Linked DNA regions of Homo sapiens: region 1 is linked to region 2. A link is a loop called in an ENCODE intact Hi-C map of the cell type or tissue named here. Cell type or tissue: K562. All regions are shown on one strand.

What was found. Peaks named below come from ENCODE experiments on the same cell type or tissue, not always from the same donor. Only the 100,000 strongest peaks of a DNase experiment are listed, where the experiment ranks them.
Region 1: a loop joins it to region 2, with 3 times the contacts of the local background. A loop is called at or near these places in 5 of 110 quality-filtered maps.

The regions. Positions count from the first base shown.
Region 1 is chr6:160,518,794-160,521,293 of GRCh38, reverse strand. It overlaps LOC124901454 (a long non-coding RNA gene), which reads right to left and starts at 944. Exons shown (of 2, transcript XR_007059844.1): 1 at 462-944. RefSeq lists silencers at 551-660, 731-810, 851-980. In K562, CTCF peaks have their summits at 715 and 1,255 (motif pointing left); DNase peaks (open chromatin) are centred at 963 and 1,213; H3K4me3 peaks cover 1,190 bases.
Region 2 is chr6:160,991,672-160,994,171 of GRCh38, reverse strand. It overlaps MAP3K4 (mitogen-activated protein kinase kinase kinase 4), which reads right to left and starts at 2,403. Exons shown (of 27, transcript NM_005922.4): 1 at 2,089-2,403. The coding sequence starts at 2,240. It overlaps MAP3K4-AS1 (MAP3K4 antisense RNA 1), which reads left to right and starts at 1,830. Exons shown (of 1, transcript NR_174962.1): 1 at 1,830-2,500. RefSeq lists silencers at 1,598-1,727, 1,641-1,935, 2,398-2,500 and an enhancer at 1,996-2,500. In K562, a CTCF peak has its summit at 1,224; DNase peaks (open chromatin) are centred at 1,221 and 1,861; H3K4me3 peaks cover 1,603 bases.

The DNA of each region.
Region 1 (2,500 bases), 470 kb after region 2:
CTTTAAATCAGAGAAAAGACATTTAAAGAGAAAATAGGAGTATCTTCCCCACTCCACATAACTTATGAAGTAAGCAGCTAATTGATCATATCATAAAGAGGCACCAGATAAAATCTGTGTGGCTCAAAATATTAGGAGCACTGCTTCTGTGAAATCAGTTAAAGTAAACGCCCATATTGGTCATGCATTGATACACATGCTTATTTTCCTAAGTGAATTCTCCACAATTCTGAAAATCAGTGAAAAGATCATCTCATGTTAGTTCCACACAAAACCAAGCAGTGCATGTGACTGTCCATGTTTCCAGGCATACACATCCCGTTTCACCAGGATCAAAGTGCCCAATGGGAAGCAACTTCTTGCCTTTTAAACCAGATTCAGTAAACAAAAATTATTTTGCATAGCTGACACAGGAGCACATCGATTGCATGAAAAAGGTCACTCTGTGGAAGGAAGCTTACAACGTCAAATTGAGAGGTGACAAAGTGCTAGCAGCCCTCGCTCACTCTGGGCGCCTCCTCGGCCTTGGCGTCCACTCTGGCCATGCTCTAAGAGCCCTTCAGCCCACCACTGCGCTGTGGCGGGCCCCTCTCTGGGCTGGCCGAGGCGGAAGCCGGCTCCCTCTGCTTGCGGGGAGGTGTGGAGCGAGAGGCGCGGGCGGGAGCCGGTGCTGCGAGCGGCGCTCGCGGGCCAGCGCGAGTTCCGGGTGTGCGCGGACTCAGCGGGCCCCGCACTCAAAGCAGCCAGCAGGCGCCGCAGGCTCCTGGCAGTGAGGGGCTTAGCACCCGGGCCAGCAGCTGCAGAGGGTGCGCCGGGTCCCCCCAGCACTGCCGGCCCGCCCGCACCGCGCTCGAATTCTCGCTGGGCCTCAGCCGCCTCCCCGCAGGGATAGGGCTCGGAACCTGAAGCCCGCCATGCCCGAGTCCCCCCTCCCCCCGCATCCCCTCCCGGTGCCCCGCCTCGTGCCGCTGTCGCACGTCCATTGCCGGCATTGCCGGCGCGCCTCGCGCGGTCCGGAAGCATCAGTGTCCTCCCGGAGGCCTAGGGCCCGCTGCGGCTCCCACCCTGGCGACCCTGGATTGCTCTCCTCACTCTCAGCCTCACGCCCCACTTCTTCCACCCCAAATTTTGCGGCCTCAGAAGGACACGAACTATCTGCTGGCTGAAGTCGCTTGGGACAAAACCCGCCACAGGATTTTGGGAGCCGGGCACTCCCTCCCACGGGAGGCGAGGGCAAAATGTGGGGTCTGCTGCCCCCTGCCGGCCTGGCTGATGTTTGCTTCTGTTTCCACGCTGCCCAGCAATGTTCCAGGTGGAGCTTGTGGAAGGTAAGGCTGAGAATAAATGCTGTTTGCAAATTCCAGAAAAGAAAAAAAGTAGCTCTTCTCTTTAGCAATAGGTTTTCCCCACCCAGCCAGAACTTCTGTAGGTTGTATTTAACTCTTAAGTGCGTCAGAGCTATTTCCTGCCGTCGCTGGCATTACCCTACCCTAGGCAGGGAAGTTTCAGGACAATGTCTGAAAACTCCAGGCTCTTGAATGAAGCAACCTTTCACATTAAGTATGTAGCGTAATCTACCAGGTCTCCTATGATTTACCATTCATGCAAAAGGAGCAAGTTTCTGCAAAACAGGGCTTTCAAAGAGCCTTTTTCACGAGAAGAAAATGTTGGAAGAGCTGATTTGTAGCGTATTTGTTGTTTTTACATCTAAAACTAATCGCATTAAAGGTAGTTAGGGGTATGAATGATAAATAATGAAAAGGATCAAAATAGGAATGTTTCATTCACTTTAACCTGGCCCATGCGGTGCACTTCAGGCCCTAGACTCTGGTTTGAACTCTGCCATTTCTGCCATTCCTTGGCTTTGTTTGCTTCATTGCTTGGACTTTCAGACTGATTAGAGTTCTGTGAATACAGTAGGTGCTCAATAAATCCTTATTCTGGGTAGTGCCATTGATGCCTGTGGCAGTGACTGCAGATTGGAGGGCTCCTGCAGCAACGAGGCGTGGGGCTGGAGGGCCTGGCTCTGGCATCCAACCCTGCTCCATCTGCCACACTAGCTGTGTGACTTTGGGGGAAGTTATGAACCTCTGCTGAACTCTCTATGGGTAAAATAAGAGTGGTAGTAATAGCGCCTCCCTCATAGGGTTGGAGTGAGGAGTAAGTGAACTAACCTGTGTAAAGGATCTCGTGGTGCCTCATATATGTGTAAACTATTCATCGGACAGGGGGCTAGTATTAGAATATACAAGGATCTCGAACATCTCAACAGCAAAAAACCAACCCAATTAAAAAAAAAGGGCAAATGATCTGAACAGACATTTCTTGAAAGAAGACATACAAATGGCCAACAAATGTATGAAAATGTGCTCAACATCACTAATCAGGAAAATGCAAATCTAAACCACAACGAGCTATTGTCTCACCCCAGTTAGTAGGGCTATTATCAAAAAGACAAAAAATAAAAAATGCTGGTGAGGATGCAGGAAAAAAAGGGAAT
Region 2 (2,500 bases):
CAAAAACTATTGAAAATAAAATAAAAAAGAAAATTGTAAAAAAAAAAAAGAGGTGGCATTTCACACATTTTGAACACGTACACTGAGCTCCTCTAAAATGGTTAAAAAAAAAAGTTCAAATGAACAACTGGATAGACCCCCTACATCTTTTACCAAAGATCTACAGTAATTCTGTCAGAGGTCAGTTCTATGTATTGAAGAGCAGGTGGTGACAACGAGGACATAAAAAAGAGAAAACAACAGCTTTGTCAAGTAATCTGTTTTACAGATTTTTCTATTGTAAAATTAACTGCAATGTTGCTAAGAAAAATATTGAGATCTTCTTGTTCCGTACACTGCTGTTCACTTACAGTTGGATGAAACCCATTATCCTGACCTATTTTTATTATAACACAGACAGAAGCCTGACTGAAAAGTCAAGTTTTTTTTTTTTTTTACCACTGAAGCAGCAGTCATTTTTGCAGCACATTTTCATTTCTCTGCCCTTCTCGCTTTTACCTAAGAATGCTCATGTCCATTTCTTTCCGGAGTAGGGTTATACAGAATTCTAATTTCTGATCCGCCCATTTGGATAATGAATTCTTCATGGTGGTTAAAGACATGGGCTGTGCAGCCAGACCTTTCTTCATTACCAGCTGTGAAACCCTGGACAAGATACTTAAACTGTGTGCCTCAGTTTCCTCATCTGTCAAAAAGAGAGTATAACAGGACCTACCTCATAGAGTTGTTGAAAAGATTAAATGGGTTAATAGAAATAAAGACAATGGCCTATTTTAACCGTTAAGTGTTCACTATTAATTTTAAAGAAAAAGGTATCAAAATTGCTCGAAAACTGATCCGTTAACAAATTTATAATAAACTTTCTGACAAAATTTCTAAAAATACTAGATGTATTCAAAAGGAACCAAAGGAATTCTCATTACACCCTGTACCATTATTCAGAGAAGTTGTTCCTTAGAAGTACCCAGAACTATCTCAGAATTAAAAGAGGCAACTAATTTCTTCACAGCTTATAAAAATAAAACAAATTTGTTTGGGCCAACTGAATGATGACAAGCAAGAATATGGCTCCTGTGTTCAGTTCTAACTACAGTTACAGGTGTGAATTTTCTTTAAGCAGGAAAAAGAGGACACTTTACTGCCTTATTCCTAGAACCATAGAGCAAGACCATAAGATGCCAAGAGGAGCTGCCGAGGTATTTTCATTACAGGGGACAGGGGGCAGCAGTTTGCAAGTTTACTCTGGGATGCAAAGGACAGGGAGTAAGAGGACATTTGAACATACAAACATAGGCACGTAAAAAGAGGGAAATTCTCAGTTATGGTGAGTTTGTTCTCTCAATTAAAAAAAAAATAAAGACATAAAAATAAGTTAATAGAGTATGGAAGAAAAAGCAACAAATGCTTTGGTTACCGAAGTTCCACCTTAGAGCTTCCTGCAGTAGCAAAGTTTTAGACAAATGAATCCTTACTTTTGTGCACGTGTGAGCAACAATCTGCACAATACTAGCACTAAAGGACAGTAAGGGGCCCTCAGAACAGGAAAGCAACGTATCTGTCTGCATAGTCTAAGTGCAATTTCTCACGGAAGAGATGACAGGCATTCTCTGGAGCGGGCAAAAGGAGAGGAGGAGGAGAACGCGGGGAAATAGCCAGTACGCACTCGATTTCCGAATGTCTCTTTTACTCGAATGAGGGCAGAGGGGAGGGACCACTTTCGTTCAGTAATGATGAGAGGCACTTCAGTGAGGCCACTCTTCCGAAGCTAGCGGCAGGGGAGGCAGCCGCACTCTGCTCCCAGCCCCCGCAACGTTGAGGGTGAGCTGGGGGAGTCTACAAGGGAAGGGGAGCCGGCAACACGCTCGAGCGGAACCCTGCGGAGCTGCAACCCCGGGAGGAGTCGCCGGACAGACTCAGACGCGGTCCCCTGGGACCCAGGGATGCACCGCGCCCCTCCCGCCCCAGCCTGCAGAGACTGGATGCTTCCCTCCCCACCTGGCGGGAAGCAGAGGCCCTCGGGCCCGACCGAGTTCGGGCCAGGACCCGCCCCGCTTTCTGCGAGCGACCGACTGCGGCCGCCACACTCACCTCGCCGCCAAGCAGCACTCGGGTTCTGACTCGGTCTCGGGTTCCGGTGGCGGTGGTGGCGGCGGCGGCGGTGGCGGCGGCTCCTCCATGGCGGCGGCAGGCGTGACGGCAAAGGCGGGAGGAGGGACCAGCGCGGCAGCGGCTTCTCTCATCCGTGCACGGAGCCCCGCATGGCCGCGGCGGGCAGTAAGCTGCAGCCTGGCGCGGGGCACCGGAGCCCCGAAGTGCGGGAGTGACTCGACTCCGCCTCCGCCTCTACCCCGCCGCAGGAGCCGTGCGCGCCGCGGCCATCTTGGAAACGGCGACCGGCCGAGCGCCGGGGCTACGGTGGGCGGCGAGGGACAAGCCTCCCAGATCGGCGGCGGTGGCGGCGGCGGCGGCGGGCGCCGGAATGCGACCGGACGGGGGCGGA